3 separate regions of the Homo sapiens genome follow, and regions 1 and 2 are each linked to region 3. A link is an interaction called in ENCODE POLR2A ChIA-PET data of the cell type or tissue named here. Cell type or tissue: OCI-LY7. All regions are shown on one strand. Region 1 overlaps USP34 (ubiquitin specific peptidase 34). Region 2 has its middle 79 kb from the start of FAM161A. Region 3 overlaps USP34 (ubiquitin specific peptidase 34).

Region 1 (8,000 bases), 87 kb before region 3:
GAATGGGCACGTCAGGCCGGGCCCATTGGCTCACGCCTGTAATACCAGCACTTTGTGAGGCCAAGGCGGAAGGATTATGAGGTTAAGAGATTGAGACCATCTTGGCCAACATGGTGAAACCCGGTCTCTACTAAAAACACAAAAATTAGCTGGGCGTGGTGGCGCGTGCCTGTAATCCCAGCTAGTGAGGAGGCTGAGGCAGGAGAATCCTTTGAACCCGGGAGGCAGAGGTTGCTGTGAGCCAAGATCACGCCACTGCACTCCAGCCTGGGTGACAGAGCAAGACTCCATCTCAAAAAAAAAAAAGAAGAATGGGCATGTCTGTGTAGCAAGAATTTCCAAAAACAGATAGCTGGCCCACAGACTATAAGTTTACCAATCCCTGGTATAGATCATAATTATACACACAAATAGGTCAGTCTAGAAAGTTCAAAAAATTACCCAGTCAAGAAAAAATTGGTATATCAAGTCAGAAAGAAGAGTTAGTAAACAAATGGAATTGGAAAAATTGCACAACAAAAAAGGGAGGAAAGTTGGACACATACATAACACTTTAAACCAACATAAATCCCAGCTGGATCAAAGATTAAGATATATAATTGCAATAGAAAATGTATAGGGAGAAACTAAAGGAGAATTCTCTTATAATGTTGTGAATGGAGAAGGCATTTCAAACCAAGATACAAAATCTACAGACCATAAAAACTACAACCACAAATATGAAACTGAACAGTAAAAACCACCTTAAGCAAAGCAAAAAGGCATCAAACCAGGATACAGTAATAAGTTGTAATCACAAACAAAAGATCAACTTCAGTGACACATAAAGAACTCCTACAAATAAAAAAAATAAGAAAAACAATTGATAAATAGCAAAAAATATGAACAATTCCAGAAAAAGCAACAAAATGGCTCTTAAACACAAGATTTGCAAACTCACTCATGATAAAAGAAACGCAAATTTAAAATACCAATGATATCACTTTTCACCCATCAGGTTGGCAAAGATCATGTAATTTAATGTGCTGACAAAATTAAGGGGAAAGTGAAACTGCCGTACCAGTATCTACCACAAGTAAACCACACATATTCTTTAACCTAGTAATTCTAATTCTACTTGTAAGTAAGAATTTATCATAGCTACACAAAAGTTTCACACAAGGATGAAATGAATGTGTTAGAAGTTACTTATTACAGCATTGTTTGTAACAGAAAAGACTCGGGGGGCCAGGAGTGGTGGCTCATGCCTGTAATCCCAGCACACTGGGAGGCCGAGGTGGGCGGATCATGAGGTCAGGAGTTCGAGACCAGCCTGACCAACATAGCGAAACCTTATCTCTACTAAAAATACAAAAATTAGCTGGGCGTGGCGGTGCATACCTATAGTCCTAGCTATTCAGGAGCGTGAGGCAGGAGAATCACTTGAACCGGGGAGGCGGAGGTTGCAGTAAGCCAAGACTGCGCCATGGCATTCCAGCCTGGGCTACAAAGCAAGATTCCGTCTCAAAAAAAAAAAAAAAAAAAAAAAAGACTGAGGGAAAAAATAATTAAACACTATACAGTTTTACAAGAAGATAAAAAGCACTTCATATATTGATGAGAAATCTCCAGAATAAATTAAGAAAGAAAAAAAAAAAAGTCAAAGCCACATCTGGTTGGTATGCTACATTTGTGAAAAAGAAAGAGGAAGAAAAATGTATACAGTTCGCTATTTATACAAAAAAATCTGATATACCTGAGAAGATAATAACTGCATGCTTGAGAGATGGGGCAGAAAGGAAAAACATGTAATATATTTTTTATATTTACTTTTGGAATTTTGAATCATGTGGATATATGCCTATTTAAAAAAAAAAAAAAAAAAACAGTACATCAGACAAGAAACATACCAATACAATAATTCAGGATAGAAGGGTAGACTGTATAAATGAGAATAACAGGAAAATGTCTCTTTATTAAACCAGGATGGTTTCATGAAGAAGCTCCAACTGACTGACTCTGATTTCCTTCCATTCTACCAGTAACATAGTAAGACATGGACTCGGAAGCCAGATTTCAGTCCCAGCTTGTCCATGTCTTGGTCTCCTTAGCTATAAAACAGGATAATAGAATTTACCTCACAGAGAAGCACTTAGAACATATGATAAGCAAAGCACTCAATAAATGTGAGCTGTTAATATTACCTGTGCTGCAGCCCAAATACAGTCAATATGTTGAGTACTCAGTCGCCCTTCTGCTGCCAAAAAATTCAAAATCACTTGGCACTGTTTGATAATCTGGAAAAGAAAAACTTAATATCAATTTTTAAAAATATTCTTCTCTATCAATAGAACAGAGAAGTTATGTAATCATCCACAAACCTCAATATGTAAATTTGGTCCAAATATATGCTCCACCACATTGTTGCTAATAAGCCAGTCTGCAAGTTCTTTTGCAATGGACCTAAAGTCAAGCAATGAAAATAGTACATTAAAAAAAATTGTCATCTTTTCTCATGTCTAAAAGGTAGAGTCAATTGAAAACCTAAATTTGTTCCTATAGGAATTATAAAGAATTAGATACAATCAGTTTTATAGAATACTACAAAGCATAACTAGAATGAAATATGATGCTGAATTTATAAATTCAAATTCCCTGAGTTTATAAACAAGCAACGAATAACTGAAAAGGTAACGATTAACACCAAGTACACAAGTGTAACACTGATTTAGTGATGTATTATCCTACTCGAGGTCTTTGCCTTCCCACTTTTTAATTTCCACAGTATGTATTGAAGCACTCAGGAAAGGTTTCCCAGTATGCCCTTTATAATGAGATAATATCAGGAAAATAGGTTGTCAAAAGGATGAACAACAAAAGAATTATCCCCAAGCCAAACTGTAAGTCTCCTGGCTGATACTATTGAAGATTCAATAGATGAAAAGTGAAGTAACAGACAGTCATGTACTGCATAATAATGATTTGGTCAATGGCAGACCAAAGGATGGACCAAATATACAACAGTGGTCCCATAAGATTAAAAGTGACTTGAACAATTCCTATCACCTAATGTCACTGTGGCCACCATGTCATAGAGCAATGCATTACTCACAGGTTTGTGGTGATGCTGATGTAAACAAATCTACTGCACTGCCAGTCATATAAAAGTATAGCATGTACATACAGTATATAATACTTAATAAATGACTGTTGCTGGTTTATGTATTTATTATACTTTTCATCTTTAAAGGATACTCTTTCTAGTTTTTTTAAAAAAAGGCACAGTCAGCATGGGAGATGACAGCTCCATGTGTATTATTAAAAAGTTAAAAAAAAAAAAAGGAAAGAAAACAGCTCACAGAATAAGAATATAAAGAAAAAATACTTTTGTACAGCCATACAACGTGTTTGTGTTTTAAATGTTATTATAAGAGTCAAAACGTTAAAAAATTTTAAGTTTATAAAAGTAAATAAAAAGTTAGAGTAAGCTAAGGTTAATTTAATAGTGAAGAAAAAAATTTTTAAATAATTTGTATAGCCTAAGTGTACAGTGCTTACAAAGTCTACAGTAGTGTAGAGTCACATCCTAGGCCTTCACATCTTCTCAGCGATCACTCACCAACTCACCCAGAGCAACTTCCAGTCCTGCAAGCTCCATTCTTGGTAAGCGTCCTATACAGGCAATACCCTATTTTATCTTTTTTGCAGGTTTTTTACATTATTTTTTCTACAGTTAGATATGTTTAGATACACAAATATTTACAAAGTGTTACAAATGCCCACAGAATTAAGTACAGTAAGATGCTGTACAGGCTTGGAGTCAAGCAGCAACAGGTTATACCACCTAGGTTTGTGTAACTTTGTACAATGAAGTCACCTCATGATGCATTTCTCAGAATGTATCCCTGTCATTAAGTACCATATGACTATATTATAAAATGGGTGGAAGAAAATAAGTTTCAAAATAAATTGTATAATAAAAGGTCCCCAATTTTTTCAACTATATTATATACAGATAAACTGGAAAGATTAAGTAATTTACTTTCTTATTGCATATCCAATGAAGAATTTACATTCTATAATAGAATTTTATGCTAACAATTTTTATTTATTAAAAAAAAACCACTAGGACTTACACATATGGACCTCAAAGGGTAAAACATTAAAAATAAAACTAGGTATATTTTACCTATTTCTGAGTAGCCCTACTGAAGTTACGATACATAAAATTCAACCCTCTGATTTACATAATAGTTCAAGAAACAAAATTCATTTCTAAAAAAAATTCCACTATTATTTAAGTCTATTAAAGGACATTAATAGAAGACCCAGGCTGGTGCTGTGGTTCACACCTGTAATCCTAGCACTTTGGGAGACTGAGGTCGAGGGGACTGCTTGAGCCTAGGAGTTCCAGGCCAGGCTGGGCAACGTAATGAAAGCCTGTTTCCGCCAGGCATGGTGGCTCATGCCTGTGGTCTCACTTACTAAGGAGGTTGAGGTGGGAGGATCATTTGAGTCCAGGTCAGAGCTGTAGTAAGGCATAATCGTGCTGTTGCTGCACTCCAGCTTGGGCAACAGAGCAAGACACTGTCTCAAAAATTTAAAGGGGAGACCCAGGGACTTTCGTAATAATGATGCAACTATAAAATTGGACAGTACCATTAATAACCACTATTCGGAGGTCTGAAAACATACATGCAATGGGGGTCAAAGTGGGAAGAGGTGCCAGAAAAAATATTTCAATACCCCAAACTTCCCAAAGTTGATGAAACACATTCATCTACACAACCAAGAAGTAGAACAAACTCCAGGATAAACACAAAGAAATCCACATCTACACATATTGTAGTCAAATGATTTAAAGGAGTAAGAGAAAAACAACTAAGCATACACAAGGGAACCAGAATAAGATTAATAGCTAACTTCTTATCCCAAACAGTAATGGAGCTACGTAGGAGCCATGTTTTTTATCTTATTTTATTAGAGTTAAATCAGTATGAATGTCAAGAAGTTGAATGCATATTTAACCCATAAAATCGCTAAGAAAATTAAGATATTTTTTAAATCAATGCAATTAAAATGTCACACTAGAATCTATATATATATACTATAAAAATAGATAGTAAAGGAGAAATAGAGAAACAAGATATGAGATACACAGAAAACCAACAGCAAAATGAGATGTAAAACAAGCTATATAAAATTATTAGTGAATTAAGAACTCTAATCAAGGCAGAGATTATATGACTAGTTTTTTTTTTTAAAGATCCAACTATATGCTACCCCCAAGACATACTTTAGCTTCAAAACAAGCAGACTGAAAATAAAAGAATGGAAAAAGATAAGCCATGCCAACAATAAGCTTAAGAAAGGTTCAGTGGTTATACCAATAACAAATAAAATAGACTAAGCCAAAAAATGTCTGAAAGAGACAAAGGACATTTAAAACGAAAAAAAGGATCAAGTTACCAGGAATACATATGGACCTAACAAAAGAATTCCTGAAATACATGAAGCAAAAACTGATGACAGAATTAAAAGGAGAAACACACAATTCAACAATACAGCTGATTCTTGTTACTCGCATTAGTTATATTCTACAGAGTCACTGCAAACACTGAATTAGCTAATACTGAACCCTTGGCCCTACAGGAAATATGTACATAATATAGATATCATACACAGATCTTGAATCTGAAAAACCTCTCATACTGGTTGACTCTATTTTCTCTATTTTACAAAAGAGAAAATGGCGTGGCCAAGTACGGTGGCTCACACCTGTAATCCCAGCACTTTGGGAGGCCAAGACGGGTGGACTGCTTGAGGTCAGGAGCTTAAGACCAGCCCGACCAACATGGTGAAACCCTGTCTCTAATGAAAAATACAAAAATTAGCCAGGCGTGGTGGCAGGTGCCTATAATCCCAGTTACTCAGGAGGCTGAGGCAGCACAATCGCTTGAAGCCAGGAGACAGAGGTTGCAGTGAGCCGAGATCGTGCCATTGCACTTCAGCCTGGGCAATAGAGCGAGACTCCATCTCAGGGAAAAAAAAAAAAAAAAAAACAGAGAAAATGAGGTTCAGAAGTGTTTAGATGCCTTGCCTGAGGCCAACCCTTATGCCTAAACAAGTGTTAGGGTTGGGATTCAAACCGCATCCAAGTGGCGCCAGGACTTCTTACACTCCACCACACTGCCCCTCAGCACCTCCATCTCCATATTCCATATTTGTGAAGAAAAATATTTTTTCTTCTCTTCCATGGTTTCTATATTTGTTAACTCATCCATTTGCTGCATTTTATTTGTAACTCCAAAATCAGTACTTGTGGCATTTTCATAGGCACTCACAGACATGCACATAGCAGTGAAAGATTAGAATTTTCCAATATGCACATTCCCACCTAAAGTCAAACAAGGTGGCACTCTCATCTTGCTTCAGAGCTCATACAGAGATGACCAAATCTGCACACACTCAGGATCAAATGTATCTGGAGACTTCAATACTTTTTTTTTTTTGAGAGACTACTTGCTCTGTTGCCCAGGCCGAAGTGCAGTGGCGCAACTTCGGCTCACTGCAAACTCCACCTCTCAGGTTCAAGTGATTCACCACCAGGCCCAGCTAATTTTTGTATTTTTAGTAGAGACGGGGTTTCGCCATGTTGCCCAGGCTAGTCTTGAACTCCTGACCTCAGGTGATCCACCAGCTTCGGCCTCCCAAAGTGCTGGGATTACAGGCATGAGCCACTGCACTCAGTCTCCTACTTTCAATAATAGAGAAGAACTAGGCAGAAAATGCAACAAGAATATAGGAAACAGACAACAACACTACAAACCAATTTGACCTAATAGACATCTATAGAACACCCCACAGAATACCCCATACGACAACAGCAGAATGTACAGTCTTCTTAGGCACACACAGAACAGTCTGTAGTACAGACCACATTAAGCCATAAAACACAACCAAGAATCCAATTAAAAACTGGACAATATTGTGAATGAAGAAACATTATGGCAAATAACCACATAAAAAGCTGCTCTACATCATTAATAATTAGGGAAATGCAAATTAAAACCATGATGAAATGCTACTTTACACCCCCTAAATGGCAATAATAAATCTAGATAATAACAACTGCTGGCAAGAATAGGGAGAAACTGGAAACCTCCTACAATGCTAGTGGGGATGTAAAATAATGCAGGTATACTGGAAAACAGTTTGACAGCTCCAATGAAAGTTAAAGGTAAACTAATCATATAAGCAACAATTCTAATCCTAAGTATCTACCATGAAAAATGAAAACATATGATCACAAAAGGACTTTACATAAATGTTTATAATGGCATTATTTATATTAATCAAAAAGTAGAAACAGGCGGGGCGCGGTGGCTCACGCCTGTAATCCCAGCACTTTGGGAGGCCAAGGCAGGCGGATCACGAGGTCAGGAGATCGAGTCCATCCTGGCTAACACAGTGAAACCCCGTCTCTACTAAAAATACAAAAAATTAGCCGGAAGTGGTGGCGGGTGCCTGTAGTCCCAGCTACTCGGGAGGCTGAAGCAGGAGAATGGCGTGAATCTGGGAGGCGGAGCTTGCAGTGAGCCAAGATCGCGCCACTGCACTCCAGCCTGGGTGACAGACCAAGACTCTGTCTCAAAAAAAAAAAAAAAAAAAAAAAAAAGTAGAAACAATCCAAATATCCATCAACTGGTACTTGATCAAGTGTGGTATATCTATACAATGTGATACTATTAAGCAATAAAAAGGAATAAAGTACAGAGACAAACTACAATCTCAATGAACCTCAAACAAACGAACAAGAGTATACTAAATGAAAAGAAGCCAGAAGAAAATGACTACTATCATTTGATTCCTTTTAAATGAAATATCTCAAAATGGGTAAATCTACAGAGACAGAAAGTAGATTAGTGAGGCTGGAAATAATAGGTACTGGCTACAAATGGGCAAAAGACATCTTTTTTAAGTGATGGAAATGTTCTAGAATTGGACTGTGGTGACAGCTG
Region 2 (8,000 bases), 320 kb after region 3:
ACCCGCCTCAGCCTCCCAAAGTGCTGGGGTTACAGGCCTGAGCCACCGTGCCCGGCCTTGTTGATATTCTCTCTTCAAGGGACCAGAGTGTTAAATATTTTTAAAAGCCTTCATTTCCTATTTTATGTTAGTATTATTGTTATAGAGAACAGAAAAAAAAGTTGCTGGACTAATATAAATTTAAATTGTTTTAAATTTATAAATGTATAGTTTTTTTAAAAAAATTACATTTATAAATTTATTTGAAGAGTTTACTGTGAAGTCAATAATTAAAAGCTAGTTAAATGTAAGCATTTGTTTAATGCTTCGGTTTCTAGTTTTCTGTCTAGGAGGTAATATGCCCAAGATTCTTTTTGAAAGTATCTGGCCAGTGTAGGACAACAAGACAATCTTTCAAGGCTCCAGGCTAGTTAACTGTTTCTCTGCTTTGCATTGACTCAAATTCTAAGAGCAAGACTGTGGTAAAATACAAAGGGAGAAACTAAACACACAAAAAGCAAAAGCAGGAGAGAGAAGAGGCTAGAAAGGAATGTTGAAGGAAGCAAACCATGTGCAGGGTAGGCTAATGATTCTGTAGTAAGAAATGCCCTCCAATTCTCAAGGACTTAGAACAGAGATTTCTTTTCCACTTATGCTACACTGGGACACTTGGTCATCATGGCAGAGAGAAAGCAGAACATAGCGAACCACTGGCTCTCCAAACTCCTGCCAGGGAGTTCACACACGTCCTGTTCACTCACATTTTACTGGTCAAAGCAAATTACATGACTGATTTCCTCAGGAAGGGGATATATAATCCCCGTTTAGGAGAAGCACCACATAAAGGGTACCAAATATGAGTCAGTAGTAGACAGAATACCTCATAAAGACCACAGTCTTATATGGGATTATTTAAAATTACATTTAACCTTATTTCAGCATGACTACTTTGACCAAATTATTTGCTGTCCCCAGCTTCAGCATAGGACATAAGAAAGTGAAATAATATCAAGTGCTACTGCGGCCACTGTTGTATGAATATGAGCGTAGTTTTGTGCCAACCTGTCCTCGAGATATTCTCTCTTATCTCATTGGCTCAACTTGAAGCGTGTTCCCTTTACTGAGGGGAATATTAGGCACTGATTTGCTTAGACAAATGAGCAAAAATCTCTATGAACACATTTTTCTACAGCTAGAACAATTTCCCCTTGATAGAATTTCATTGACTTTTCAGATAGGAAGTCATGTGGTGTCATGTGGGGCTTCTGCTTTATAAATGCTAAACATTTCTAGTATGATGTTAGTTCAGTCTTATGGACATTGTAGCTGTGTCTCCCAACTTGTGTTGCAGCCATGTGATTATAGGGTAGGGGATGATTGAGTTCTTATTTTCAGAGATTACCTCTGATTTGCTTATTTAATCAGGCAGTTCTATGGCTCTTTTCACAATAATTGCCAGGTCTAAGCAAATCGGTGCCTACTATTCCCCGGGCTAAAGGGGAATATGCCCAAATTGAGCCAGTGAGATATGAGAGGTTACCTGGGGGACTCTGAAAAAGAAGGTCCTGAATCCTTGTGAGAGAACTACCAGGTAGATAACCACCCATCGTGGTTTGCCTGGGACTGCAACATTTCCCTGAACATAGAAATTTCAGTGCAAAATCCAGGACAGTCTGGGCATACTGTGATAATTTGTCACAATAGCTACCGGAACTGAACGCTTTCTTTCCTTCTGGGCACTGTTATGTGCAGATGTGAAGCTTGTGACTTCTGAGGACATTTTGCCATAAAGAAGGAAGCTAGCCTTATAATGAAGTTCACAGAGCAGTAAGCTACTAGAAAAATGAAATTGGGTACAGTATTAGGCCATTCTTGTGTTGCTATAAAGAAATACTTGAGACTGGGTAATTTATGAAGAAAAGAAGTTTAATTGGCTCACGGTTCTGCAGGTTTCACAGGATGCATGGTGCCAGTATCTGCTCAGCTTCTGGGGAGGCCTCAGGGAGCTTTTACCCATGGTGAAAAGCAAAGAGGGAGCAAGCATGTCACACGTCAAAAGCAGGAACAAGAGGGAGTGGCAGGGTGGGGAGTTCTACACACTCAAACAACCAGATCTTGTGAGTTCTCACTCACTATTGCAAAGATAGCACCAAGCCATGAGGAATCCACTTCCATGACCAAACACCTCCCCTCCCACCAGGCCCCATCTCCAACATGTGGGTTACTTCTCAACATGAGATTTGCACGGGGACAAATACCCAAACTATATCAGGTACATTAAGATCTTAAAAATGCCCTGAATCAGGCCGGGTGCGGTGGCTCACGCCTGTAATCCCAGCACTTTGGGAGGCTGAGGCAGGCGATCATCTGAGGTCAGGAGATCGAGACCATCCTGGCTAACACGGTGAAACCTTGTCTCTACTAAAAATACAAAAATTAGCCGGGCATGGTGGCGGGCATCTGTAATCCCAGCTACTCGGGAGGCTGAGGCAGGAGAATCGCCTGAACCTGGGAGGCGGAGCTTGCAGTGAGCCGAGATCGAGCCATTGCACTCCAGCCTGGGCAACAGAGCAAGACTCCGTCTCAAAAAAGAAAAAATTCCCCTGAATCAAATTAGCTCTAAAGCTTCCTTTACCTCTGTCTTTTCAGTTAAATAAGCATATATATATCTTCTTTTTTGTTTATGCTAATTTGAATTTAGTTTCCGCTATTTACAACATAAGGATTTCTTAGGGACACAGTCTTGTGGCAGAAATTACTAGTTGACCCTCAAAATCATTCTTCCTCTTTCAATGGTAACAGCATCCTCAACTTTTAAGTGGATATAACTGCCCAGAATATAAATACATCTCCAAGTCTTTCTTGTGGCAAGGTGTAGCCTTGTGAGTATGTTCTGGCCAAAAAGATATAAGCAGAAATATTATGTACAGCTTTCAGGACGTGTCCTTAAAAGCACACAGAAGAACTGTGTGCTTTCTCCTTTACCCTTCCTTCTTCCTGAGATGGCTGGAGCTATGTTACAACCATTTTAGATCATGAGAGAAATAGGAAGAAATCAAGGTCACTCATGGCAGAACATCAGAAAGAAGGAACCTGGGTTTCTGACACAATGAAGCACCATATCCAACTTGGGGCACTTACTTCCTACTTTATGTAAGAGAAAAATAGACATATATGATGTAAGCTACAGTTATTCTGGGTTTTTCTTTTTTCATCATTCAAAGCTGAGCCAAATCCTAGCTAACACTAAACCTTATATATGTTTCATTATGTACTTTATTTAAAAAAATTTTTTTTAGACAGGGTTTCAGTCTGTCACCCTGGCTGGAGTGCAGTGGCACCATCATGGCTCACTGCAGCCTCGACCTCCCAGGCTCAAGTGATCCTCCTGCCTCAGTCTCCTAAGTAGCTGGGACTACAAGTGCACACCACCATGCCCAGTTAATTTTCTTTTTTTTTTGTAGAGACAGGGTTTCACCATGTTATCCAGCTGGTCTCGAACTCCCGAGCTCAAGCAATCTGCCTGCCTCAGCCTCCCAAAGGGATAGGATTACAGACATGAGCTACTGCACCTAGCCTCACCATGTACTGTTTGCTGTTGTTGTTGTTGTTTGAGACAGAGTTTCACTCTTATCACCCAGGCTGGAGTGCAATGGTGTGATCTTGGCTCACTGCAACCTCTGCCTCCCAAGTTCAAGCAATTCTCCAGCCTCAGCCTCCCGGGTAGTTGGAATTACAGGCGTGTGCCACCATGCCCGGCTAATTTTGTATTTTTAGTAGAGACAGGGTTTCTCCATGTTGGTCAGGCTGGTCTCGAACTCCCAACCTCAGGTGATCCGCCCGCCTTGGCCTCCCAAATTGCTGGGATTACAGGCGTGAGCCACCACACCCGGCCCTCACAATGTGCTTTCTTATAAGTCAAACTCTACCAGGTAACTTATAAATCGTAAATGAATCCCACTCCAAATTTCTGAATTATTCCAGTTTTTATGTGACATTTTTGATGGGATAAATGAGCATTAGTAGTAAATGTGCTATATTGAAAGAGAAACACAAAAAATGGGAGAATGAACATGAATGTATTATTTTTCTAATATATTGAGTGTGGGAGTCTTAAACCTTCCAATTATTAAAAGGGTCAATGATGGATCCAGTAGTTTAAATTATAATGTTAATATTTGGGCCTGGAAATATATTTTTAAATTATTTATATTCAATCAGCTTTAAAATATTGTAAAACTAGAAAACTGTAATTCAAATTATCTTCTTGTAACATCACTGCTTTAGGAAGTTTCTAGTTCCAAGTAAGATGGAGTGAGCAAATCCCAACCTATCTCTCCTACTGAATGTAGCTATTAACCTGGAAAGAATGCATGGCTCCCAAACTTGAGGACTGAAAAGTAAATCGAAACAGAAAGGTTGGAGAAGAAGGCATGAATATGAAGTACCACTGAACATGCAGAGAGCTTACCATTTTTTCCCCTCTGATATCCCTAGTCTGGACTTGTGCAGCCCAAAAGCCTGAAGTCCAAATCAGTGTGGACAGAAAGAGCTCCAGGAGAAGGCTTCTAGATCTGGCTTGAGGGGTGGAAAAAGAGTTTCCTAATATACAGACAAAGTGGGGGAAATCTCATGTGCTTTGTTTTTTGTTTTGTTTTGTTTTTCTTTTCTCCATTCTCTAGCACCCAAACCTCAAGTAATCCTATAAAAGCAGAAGTGAAAATGACATTAATGGTAAGAGGAGCAGGCAGGTGCCTAAAACTTTGAGAAAAGAGAACTTTCCTCTCTGATCAGAGGTGCTGTGTTCCCAAAAATCAGAGTAGGGTAAATGGCAAACCCCCACTGCTTTCTTTTTTCATCTCTGTCCTCCCACTGCCTCGCTCCAGACATAAGCGTAGTTACGGAAAGTGAACAGAAAAGTAGCGTATGTACTTGGCTGGGCACAGCAGCTCATTCCTATAATCCCAGCACTTTGGGAGGCCGAGGTGGGAGGATCACTTGAGCCCATGAGTTCGAGACCAGCCTGGGCAACACAGTGAGACACTGTCTCTACAAAAAATACAAAAATCCGTTGGGTGTGGTGGTGCGTGCCTGTAGTCCCAGCTACTCAGGAGGCTGAGGTGAGAGGATCTCTGGAGCCCGGAGGTCAAGGCTGCAGTGAGCTGAGATTGCACACCTCAGCCTGGGCAACAGAGAGAGACTCTGTCTCAAAAATAAAATGAAAAACAAAACCCAAGTTTTCTGATCAGAGAACTATAAAAGGGAGCCCCAAGGAATTGGGATAAAACTAGGAAATTGAGTAGAGGAAGGAGCAAAAGTTTATGATTTCTGAGGTAACTCCCAAGCTGTACATGTGTGGATCTGATCCTCAACACTGTACCACAGGCTGTGAGAACTGAACTACACAGTTCCTGCCTCAGACCTTGACTGACCACTGGGTCAAGAACATTCAGGACTGATCCAAATAACACTGCAAAGCCTTTAAAAACAGAACTGATATTAAAATTACAACCTAGAGAAGTCTAATTGGAGTTTACAGTCTAATCCCAACCTGACTGATTATGGCTAACACAAAAATGTCAACATTCACTCCAGGATTTAAACAAAACCTCTAGTCTCGTAGCATAATATTCAAAATATCCAGGATACAATCTAAAATTACTCAGCATTTGAGAAACCAGAAAAATCTAAACTGGGAAAAGATAATTGATAGACACTAACACTAAGATGACACAGATGTTGGCATTATCTGACAAAGACATTAAAGTAGGTGTTATAAAAATATTCCAAAACATCCTTGAAATAAATGAAAACATAAAAAAAAGAAAGTCTTGGCAAAGATTTCCCTTTTTTTTTTTTTTTTTTTTTTTTTTTAGGACAGAGTTTTACTCTTGTTGCCCAGGCTGGAGTGCAATGGGGCAGTCTCAGCTCACTGCAACCTCCGCCTCCTGGATTCAAGCAATACTCCTGCCTCAGCCTCCTAAGTAGTTGGGATTACAGGCACCTGCCACCAAGCCCAGCTAATTTTTGTATTTTTAGTAGAGATGGGGTTTCACCATGTTTGTCAGGTTAGTCTCAAACTCCAGACCTCAGGTGAGGCTGCCCACTTCAGCCTCCCAAAGTGCTGGGATTACAGGCGTGAGCCACCACACCTGGCCATGATTTCCTATTTCTATTGTATTCAGTTTTTCCATTTGAGAACTGAAAAATACAATAGCCAAAATTTAAAACCCACTGGATGGGCTCAGAACAGAATGGAGATGGCAGAGGAAAGAGTCAGTGACCTAGAAGGTACATAATAGAATTACTGATCTGAACAACTGAGAGAAAAAATTACTTAAAAAATAGGAAGAACAGAGCCTTGGGGATCTGTAGGATAGTACTAAAATGCCTCACGTAAATTATTAGAGTCCCAGAGAGGAGAAAGACTGTGATGTAGAAAAAGGTTTTTGGCCAGGCACGGTGGCTTACGCCTGTAATCCCAGCACTTTGGGAGGCCGAGGTGGAAGGATCACCTGAGGTCAGGAGTTTGAGACCAGCCTGGCCAACATGGTGAAACCCCATCTCTACTAAAAACACAAAAATTAGCTAGGTGTGATGACACGTGTCTGTGATACCAGCTACTTGGGAGGCTGAGGCAGGAGAATCACTTGAACCTGGGAAGCAGAGTTTACAGTGAGCCACGATCATGCCTGTTGGGAGCTGAAAAGGACAAAGAGATCGTGACCACTGGAGGCTATATGATCAAACAGCAAACTGTTTATCATGAATGCAGGATGTGAGCAAACTCACGACTGTGCCTGCTGCCAGGAGGTTTGCTGAGGGCAATCACTCCCTGGCACCGGGCTCCTTGAAGTTATCTACTGGGACAACTAGAGCCTACTGTTCAAGGAATGTGGTCTTGCAAGCCTACTCTAGACCGAGCAGCTGACCTCTTCTTCCACACCCCCACTTGTCTCTATCTCTTTTGCCAAATAAATACGGAGGGCTGTTCAGGACCCTTGTCCACTACAGGCAAGGTGCCCTCTGACCCCTTCTTCCAAATATAATCTTTTGTCTTCGTCTTTATTCCCACGTTCGCCTGCCTTTGTTCAGTCCACCACGGATTGAGATCGGTTACAATGCCACTGCTCTCCAGCCTAGGCGACAGTGAGACTCCGTCTCAAAAAAAAAGAAAAAAGAAAAAGGCGTTTGAAGAAATAATGCTTGAAAACTTCTCAAATTTGTTGAAAGACAAACATACAGATTCAAGAATCCCAACAAATCCCAAAAGGATAAACCCAAAGAAATCCATCCTCAGACACGTCATAATCAAACTGCTGGATAAATAAACACACATGAAAAAAAATTTTTTTTAAGAGACAAGGTCTCACTCTGTTGCCCAGGCTCATAGCCTCAACCTCCTGGTCTGAAGAGATCTTCCAGCCAAAGCCTCTTGAGCAGCTAGGACTACAGGTGGATGCCATCATGCCTGCATGATTTTGTACTTTTTTTTTTTTTTTTTTTGTAGAGGGAGGGTCTCACTATTCTGCACAGGCTGGTCTCCAACTCCTGACCTCAAGTAATCCTCCCACCTCAGTCTCCTAAAGTGCTGGAATTACAGGTGTGAGCTACTGCACCCAGCCAAAAAAACTCTTGAAGGAGATTTTTTCCAGGAATCTAGAGGGGAAAAAATGCATTACATAGGGGAAAAATGAAGATGGATTTTTTTAATAAAAAATCATGAAGACCAGGAGAGGCAGAGAATTTATAAAGTGCTGAAAGATTTTAATATTCCCCTCAATTTTATAGCCAACAAAAATCCTTCAGAATTGAGGTGAAATAAAACAATCTCAGATGAAAGAAAATTAAGAGGATTTGTGGCAAGAAGACCTATGCTTAAAAAAAATAAGTGCTAAAGGAAGTTTTCAGGCAAAAGGGAAATTATACTAAAAGGGAACTTAGAACATTAGGAATAAAGAGGCTGGGCGCGGTGGCCCACACCTATAATCCCAGCACTTTGGGAAGCTTAGGCGGACAGA
Region 3 (8,000 bases):
CCAGGTAACATGAATCTGAGTCAGGAGGATCATTTGAGCCTGGAAGTTCAAGACCAGCCCAGGCAGCATACCAAGACCCCCATCTCAAAAACTTATATGCATATATACCACGTAGACCAACTTAAATTATATCAAGTCCACAAAGTTTTCTCCCATCATCCCAAAACTAAACTCCTCCCACTGCACTTCAACTAAAACTATTTCACAAAATTTACCATTTTTATTTTTCATGCTGTTGTTTTGCATATTTCTTATGCTAGCACTGCGTTAAATGTTGATATGCATTATCTTATTCACTCCTCACAAAATCCCTATGAGACATGTATTAAGAATATCCTCATCTCCAAATAAGAAACAAGGCATTAAGAGGTAAGGGAACTTAGCCAAAGTCAGAGACTTAATAAATGACAGGAGCAAGATTTGAACTCAGGTCTACCAGGTTCCAAAGATCACTCACTCAAGTATCATCCTACTGCCTCATCTGTACTCTGGAACCTTCCTTAAGAGAAAATACACAGCTAAATGTATTTCTATACCTACCAGCATACAGGAGAATGCTTTACACAAGTGTTTATGTTTTTAAAAAAACAAATATTTAAACAGAGTTAAGGTGAAACACAACTCAGTAAATACAATATTAAGAAATGGTTTTCAGTGTATTAGATATCCGTGGGCTTACTGCCCAGAAGCAATTTCACCTCTTTCATGGTAACAACGTGCCAGATTTCTTTTCCAGAAGCACACTCTTAGTTATGAGATTTGGGTGAGATCAGCTTCAAGAATAGGTCCTGATTAGTTTAAACCAATCAAAGTCCATCCTCTTTGAACTCTATTTCAGGAACAGAGTCAATAATATATGAAATGACATTTGTCAGGAAGGTTTTGGAAAAAGCAGCCTTCTTGTTCTTGTACAGTAAGTTCCAGAAAAGATTCACTCTTTTTCTCCGCATAGTTTAAGTACGTGATGTCCAAACACTGTGGTATGAAGATGTGGTATAAAAATGGTGCAGTAGTGCTGGGCACAGTGGCTCACACTTGCAATCCCAGCACTTTAGGAAGCCAAAGTAGGGAGATCACTTGAGCCCAGGAGTTGGAGACCAGCCTGGGAAACATGGTGAAACCCCATCTCTACTAAAAATAAAAAAAAATGGCCAGGCATGGTGGTTCACGCCTATAATCCCAACATTTTGGGAGGCTGAGGCAGGAGGATAGTTTGAGCCCAGGAGTTCACGACCAGCCTGGGCAACACAGTGGGACCCCATCTCAATTTACTAACAGAGTAAAAATAAAAAACACCAAAACGAAAATTAGCTGGGTGTGGTGGCACAGGCATGTAGTCCCAGCTACTATGGAAGCTGAGGCAGGAGGATAGCTTGGCCCACCTGGGACGTTGAGGCTGCAGTTAGCCATGACTGAGCCACTGTACTCCAGCCTGGGCAACAGAGCAAGACTCTGTCTGAAAAAACTAAACAGACCAGTGGTGACTGCTCACACCTGTAACCCCAGCACTTTAAGAGGCTGGAACAGAAGGATGGTTTGAGCCCAGGAGTTCAAGACCAGCCTGGGTAACATGGTGAAACCCTGCCTCTACAAAAATTACAAAAATTAGCCAGGTGTGATGGCACAGGCTTATAGTCCCAGCTACTCAGGTGGCTGAGGTGGGAGGATCTCTTGAGCCTGGGAGGTCAAGACTACAGTGAGCCGTGATCGTGCCACTGCACTCTAGACTGGGCGACAGAGCAAGACCTGTCAAATAAATAAGGTGCAGTAGCCATTTCTGTTACCATAGGAAGGGCCAAACTGAGGTCAAAACCAAGGAAGCCCAGCAAGCCACAGAGAAATAAAGTCCTGATTATGTTATAAACCCAATGATTAAAAGTAAAGCACACCTGAATATACACCTAGACGGCCTACTTATAGCTTTTAAAGAAAAACTCTGTTTCTGCCAAAGAAACGGTTTTTTCTGGTCCTTGAGACAGAATCCTACCTAGTTTAAAAAGAATAATAATTCTCAACCTTAAATTTAACCCACAGGTACTAATATCACGAACTAGTAAAGTGTTGTGTGTGGTGCCTCACGCCTGTAATCCCAGCACTTTGGGAGGCTGAGGCGGGAGAATCACTTGAGGCCAGAAGTTCAAGAGCAGCTTGGGAAATATAGTGAAACCCATTCCCAAATAAATAAGCAAGCAAGTTGGGTGTCATCATGAGCACCTGTAGTCCCAGCTACTTGGGAGGCTCTTTTGAGCCCAGGAGGTCAAGGCTGCAGTGAGCTAGGATCATATCACTGTACTCCAGCCTGAGTGACAGAGTGAGACCCTGTCTCCAAAAACAAACAGCAGCAGCAACAACAAAAAGTACCATTTTATGAAGAGGGTGGCAAGCAAGACATCACAAAAGCAAGGACTGACAGTACTTGATATATCCGAGAAAACAGGAAACACCACATCTAGCCTACCCTTGTTTTCCCTTCTATTATCAACCCACAGTGATCTTACGATTTTTCAGATATTTTAAATAAACACTGATCCTACCACATGCAGGCACTGTAAAACAGTAGTAACAGTTGCAATCATAGAACTGATAGTCTCATAGAATAAAAAAATTACAGTTGTAAACATAGAAATACATAATTCTAAATTGTGGTAAATGCTATGAATAAAAAGAACCAGAGCTACTTCAGACTTGGAGTTCAGGAAAGACTTCTCGAAAAAAATCATTTCAGTCAAAACTTAAAAGCATAAGAAGGTATATACAGGCCAGGCACGGGGGTTCACACCTGTAATCCCAGCACTTTGGGAGGCAGAGGCAGGCAAATCACCTGAGGTCAGGAGTTCAAGAGAAGCCTGGCCAACATGGTGAAACCCTGTCTCTACTAAAAATACAAAAATTAGCCGGGCGTGGTGGCGGGTGCCTGTAATCCCAGCTACTCGGGAGGCTGAGGCAGGAGAATCATTTGAACCCAGGAAGCAGAGGTTGCAGTGAGCCAAGATCACACCATTGCACTCCAGCCTGGGCAACAAGAGTGAAACTGTCTCAGAAAAAAAAAAAAAAAGGTATGTATAAAGGCTCAGTGTCATCAATGAAAGAAGGCAAAAAGGAAAAAAAAAAAAAAAAAGGCAAAGAGAACAAGGGAATGAAGCTAGCAGAGGCTAAGTCATGCAGAGCCTTCACAAGTCAAGGTAGGCCATATTTCACTCCTCTCATTCCCAGCAACTATTTCAAACAGGGCCCACTTGAATCTTCCATCTTCCTTAAAATCTTGGCGGGGCACAGTGGCTCACGCCTGTAATCCCAGCACTTTGGGAGGCCAAGGCAGGTGGATGGTGAGGTCAGGAGTTCAAGACCAGCCTGGTCAACATGGTGAAACCCCATTCCTACTAAATTTACAAAAATGAGCCGGGCACAGTGGTGGGCGCCTACAATCCCAGCTACTTGGGAGGCTGAGGCAGGAGAATTGCTTGAACCCGGGAGGTGGAAGTTGCAGTGAGCCGAGACTGCGCCACTGCAATCCAACCTGGGTGACAAATCAAGACTCCATCTCGGGAAAAAATAAAAACAAATCTTGCCTAATCCACTTTAGCCCAAATAAATCTCTCCACAGTTCCTTTAATGGTTTCTTATGAGTTTCCCAACTTCCACAGTCAGGGTCCTCTTAAAAATTAAAAAATAAAAATAAAAAAAGATAGCTTGGTTAGTGAAAAGTACAGAGAAGAAATAAGCACAACTAAATTCTAGTCCTACCCCTGCTACTTCTTTGCTGTGTGACCTTAGACAAATCTTTCTATTTCTCATGACTCTTACAAAGGAAGTACCTTCAAGGAAAACACTGTATAAGAAATTTCAGTGTTCAAATAGCTACAGAAGTGTATTATCATCACTGTGTTAAATATAATTCATCATAGTATTCCAACTTCATAAGCATGACACCACCTCCTAAAATTTGGGCACAATTAAGATACTTGAAAACAGGCCAGGCACGGTGGCTCACACCCATAATCCTAGCAGTTTGGGAGGCCAAGACGGGCGGATCACTTCAGGTCAAGAGTTCGAAACCAGCCTGGCCAACACGGTGAAACCCCGTCTCTACTAAAAATACAAAAGAATTAGCCGAGCGTGGTGGCAGGCACCTGTAATCCCAGCTACTCAGGAGGCTGAGGCAGGAGAATCGCTTGAACCCGGGAGGCGAAGGCTGCAGTGAGCTGATATTAAGCCACTGCACTCCAGCCTGGGCTACAGAGCCAAAAAAAAAAAAAGGCCAGGCACAGTGACTCACACCTGTAATCGTAGCACTTTGGGAGGCCAAGGTGGGCAGATCACCTGAGGTCAGGAGATCAAGACCATCCTGATTAACACGGTAAAACCCCATCTCTACTAAAAATACAAAAAAATTAGCTGGACATGGTGGCGGACGCCTGTAGTCCCAGCCACTCGGGTGGCTGAGGGAGGAGAATGGCGTCAACCCAGGAAGCAGAACTTGCAGTGAGCCGAGATCGCACCACTGCACTCCAGCCTGAGCGACAGAGCAAGACTCCATCTCAGAAAAAAGATACTTGAAAACAGTTTTATGTTGGCTTTTTTTGAGCACCCACATATTACTTAGTTTCCAAGCTTATTAAGAAATTACAATAGTCTCCCTTATTATCTTTGGTTTTGCTTTCCATAGTTAACCACAGTCACTATGGTCCAAAAATATTAAATGGAAAATTCCAGAAATAAACAATTCATAAGTTTTAAATTGCCATTCCGAGTGGCATGATGAAATCTTGTGCCGTCCCGTCTAGGATGTGAATCATCCTTTTGTCCAGCATATCCAGGCTGCACATGCAACCTACCCATTAAGTCACTAAGTAGCTGTCCTGGTTATCAGATCCACTGTGGCACTACACAATGCTTGTATTCAAGTAACCCTTACTTTACCCAATAATGGCCCCAAAGTGCAAGAGCAGCGATACTAGTAATTCAGATATGCCAAAGAAAAGCTTATTTGAAGTGAAAAGGTGAAAGTTCTTAAAATAATGAGAAAAAAAACAGTATATAGGGTACAGCACTATCTGTGGTTTGAGGTATCCACTGGAAGTCTCAGAACACATTCCACTTGGATAAGGGGGGAATACTGTATACCCTTTTTCTCCTCAAAAGAAATCTTACATAGAATTTCGATTCATAAAACAGGTAGAAGGCCGGGTGTGGCAGCTCATGCCTGTAATCCCAGTACTTTGGGAGGCCGAGGCAAGTGGATCACGAGTTCAGGAGATCGAGACCATCCTGGCCAACATGGAGAAACTCTGTCTCTACTAAAAACATAAAAATTAGCTGGGCATAGTGACGCACGCCTGTAGTCCCAGGTACTCGAGAGGCTGAGGCAGGACAATCACTTGAACCTGGGAGGTGGAGGTCCAGGAAGCCAAGATCGCGCCACTGCACTCCACCCTGGCAACAGGGCGAGACTCCATCTCAAAAAAAAAAAAAGAAAAAAAAAACAGGTAAAGGTGAGCTTTTTGTTGTTGTTGTTATTTCATTCTTATTAATAAAACTTACAAGTTAGAAAAAAAGCGAGCTTTGAATTTTGAAAGAAGGTAAGAGGGGCCGGGCAGGGTGGCTCACAACTGTAATCTCAGCATTTTGGGAGGCTGAGGCAGGTGGATGACTTGAGCTCAGGAGTTCAAGACCAGCCTGGCCAACAGGATGAAACCCTGTCTCTACTAAAAATGCAAAAGAATTAGCCAGGCATGGTGGCAGGCCCCTGTAATCCCAGCTACTCGGGAGTCTGAGGCAGGAGAATCACTTGAACCTGGGAGGCAGAGGTTGCAGTGAGCCGAGATGGCACCATTGCACTCCACCCTAGTGAACAAGAGCGAAATTCCGCCTCAAAAAAATAAAAAAAAAAACCCAAAACACTGAAATCTGAAATACAGAAAAAAAAACATACAATTCATTAAATAACAAAAATATGAATGGTTAAATTTACTAGTAATTGCTTAATACATTCTCTACCAAAATAACTTTTATTTTAAGAGATGAAGTCTTGCTATGTTGCCCAGGCTAGCCTTGAATTCCAGGGCTCAAGTGATCCTCCCACCTCAGCCTCCTGAGTAGCTGGGAATACTACAGGCACACATCACCATGCCCTGCTAAAATAACACTTTCTAAAGGATAATATTCAAGACAGGTGAAAGTGCCCTTACACAGGCACGACTACGACTAAAAGATCAATATATCCTTTCTGGCAAGCAAACAGTATGAAAATAATGAAAAATGTTTATATTTTTTGACACAGTAAACTCACGTCTAGAAATCTAAAAGAACCAGGGATGTAGATAAAAGATTTAAGTAGAAAGATGTACATTTGCGGCATTATTCATAATATGGGAGAACTGGAAACAGATATATTAAATTTTATATAAAATGAAATCTTATACAAAAACATGTTTTCAGCCAGACGCGGTGGCTCACACCTGTAGTCACAGCATTTTAGGGGGCCGAGGTGGGCAGATCATGAGGTCAGGAGTTCAAGACCAGCCTGGCCAACATGGTGAAACCTCATCTCTACTAAACGTAACAAAAATTAGTCAGGCATGGTGGCAGTTGCCTGTAATCACAGCTACCCAGGAGGTTGAGGCAGGAAAATCGCTTGAACCCGGGAGGCGGAGGTTGCAGTGAGCCAAGATCAGGCCATCGCACTCCAGCCTGGGGCAACAGAACAAGACTCCATCTCAGGGGGAAAAAAAAAAAAAAGAAAATCAGCCAGGCGTGGTGGCTCATGCCTGTAATCCCAGCAGTTTGGGAGGCCGAGGTGGGTGAATCACTTGAGGCTAGGAGTTTGAGAACAGCCTGGGCAAAACAGTGAAGCCCCATTCCTACAAAAAACACAAATATTAGCTGGGCATGGTGGTACGCACCTGTAATCCCAGCTACTTGGGAAGCTGAGGCAGGAGAATTGCTTGAACCCAGGAAGAGGAGGTTGAAGTGAGCCAAGATCATGCCACTGCACTCCAGCCTGGGCCACAGAGTAAGACTCCGTCTCCAAAAAAAAAAAAAAAATCAATTCAGGAGAACCGGACAAAGTAGCTCACACCCTGTAATCCCAGCACTCTGGGAGGCTGAGGCAAGCGGATCACTTGAGGCCAGGAGTTTGAGACCAGCCTGACCAACATGGCGAAACCCCATCTCTACTAAATATACAAAAATTAGCCCGGCATGATGGCACATGCCTATAATCCCAGCTACTTGGGAGGGTGAGGCACAAGAACTGCTTGAGCCCCCCAAGGCAGAGGGTGCAGTGAGCCGAGACTGTACCAATGCACTCCAGCCTGGGAGACAGAGGGAAACTGTTTCCCAAAAAAAAAAAAAAAAAGGCAGCCAGGTGTGCTGGTATACACACCTATAGTCCCTGCTACTCAGGAGGGTGAGACAGGAAAATCACTTGAGCCCAGGAGGTCAAGTTATAGTAAGCAATAATCACTTCATTGCACTCCAGCCTGGATGACAGAATAAGACTCCATCTCCAAAGGGGGGAAAAAAATTCCAACTTTAGATTAAATGTCTACTGAAAAAGTTATGTTACTAATTGATTTCGTACCTATATACTCATAGTATCTAAAAAGCTCTGGAAACATGTAGTTTTATTAAACGGTTCACTGCAGAATAACAGTATTAAGAAAGATTCTCAGCCGGGTACAGCATACCCCAACACTTTGGGAGGCTGAGGCAGGAGCATCACTTGAGCCCAGGAGCTTGAGGCTGCAGTGAGCTATAATTGGGCCACTGCACCCCAGCATGGGTGATACACTGTCTCTTAAAAAATAATCAAAAATCAAAAAATTTGAAATTTTATTCAATGAAAAAGATTCTTATTCAGCTATACTTATTACCACTTTTGAATTCCTACTACAATTATCACAGAAATTTGTCTGAATTTTTGAAGATACATAAAACACGGTCAGTAATTTTCACTTTGCCAACTGAACAGTGGTGATTCAGATAGATCATCATAAAAT

The links. ChIA-PET counts read pairs that join two places held together with the same protein. Peaks named below come from ENCODE experiments on the same cell type or tissue, not always from the same donor. Only the 100,000 strongest peaks of a DNase experiment are listed, where the experiment ranks them.
Region 1: POLR2A ChIA-PET joins it to region 3 with 5 read pairs; 5 of 35 experiments call an interaction of 5 or more read pairs at or near these places.
Region 2: POLR2A ChIA-PET joins it to region 3 with 5 read pairs; 5 of 35 experiments call an interaction of 5 or more read pairs at or near these places.

The regions. Positions count from the first base shown.
Region 1 is chr2:61,368,138-61,376,137 of GRCh38, forward strand. USP34 (ubiquitin specific peptidase 34) reads right to left here. Exons shown (of 80, transcript NM_014709.4): 9 at 2,361-2,442; 10 at 2,184-2,276. Among named protein-coding and RNA genes, the nearest start is that of SNORA70B, 45 kb to the right of the region's middle. In OCI-LY7, no CTCF peak of the experiment used is centred here; no DNase peak of the experiment used is centred here.
Region 2 is chr2:61,771,452-61,779,451 of GRCh38, forward strand. No RefSeq gene overlaps it. Among named protein-coding and RNA genes, the nearest start is that of FAM161A, 79 kb to the right of the region's middle. In OCI-LY7, no CTCF peak of the experiment used is centred here; DNase peaks (open chromatin) are centred at 3,080 and 4,710; H3K4me3 peaks cover 848 bases; H3K27ac peaks cover 1,384 bases.
Region 3 is chr2:61,455,522-61,463,521 of GRCh38, forward strand. All of the region lies in intron 1 of USP34 (ubiquitin specific peptidase 34), which reads right to left. Among named protein-coding and RNA genes, the nearest start is that of USP34, 12 kb to the right of the region's middle. RefSeq lists silencers at 3,659-3,859, 4,673-4,967. In OCI-LY7, no CTCF peak of the experiment used is centred here; no DNase peak of the experiment used is centred here; H3K4me3 peaks cover 1,993 bases; H3K27ac peaks cover 4,218 bases.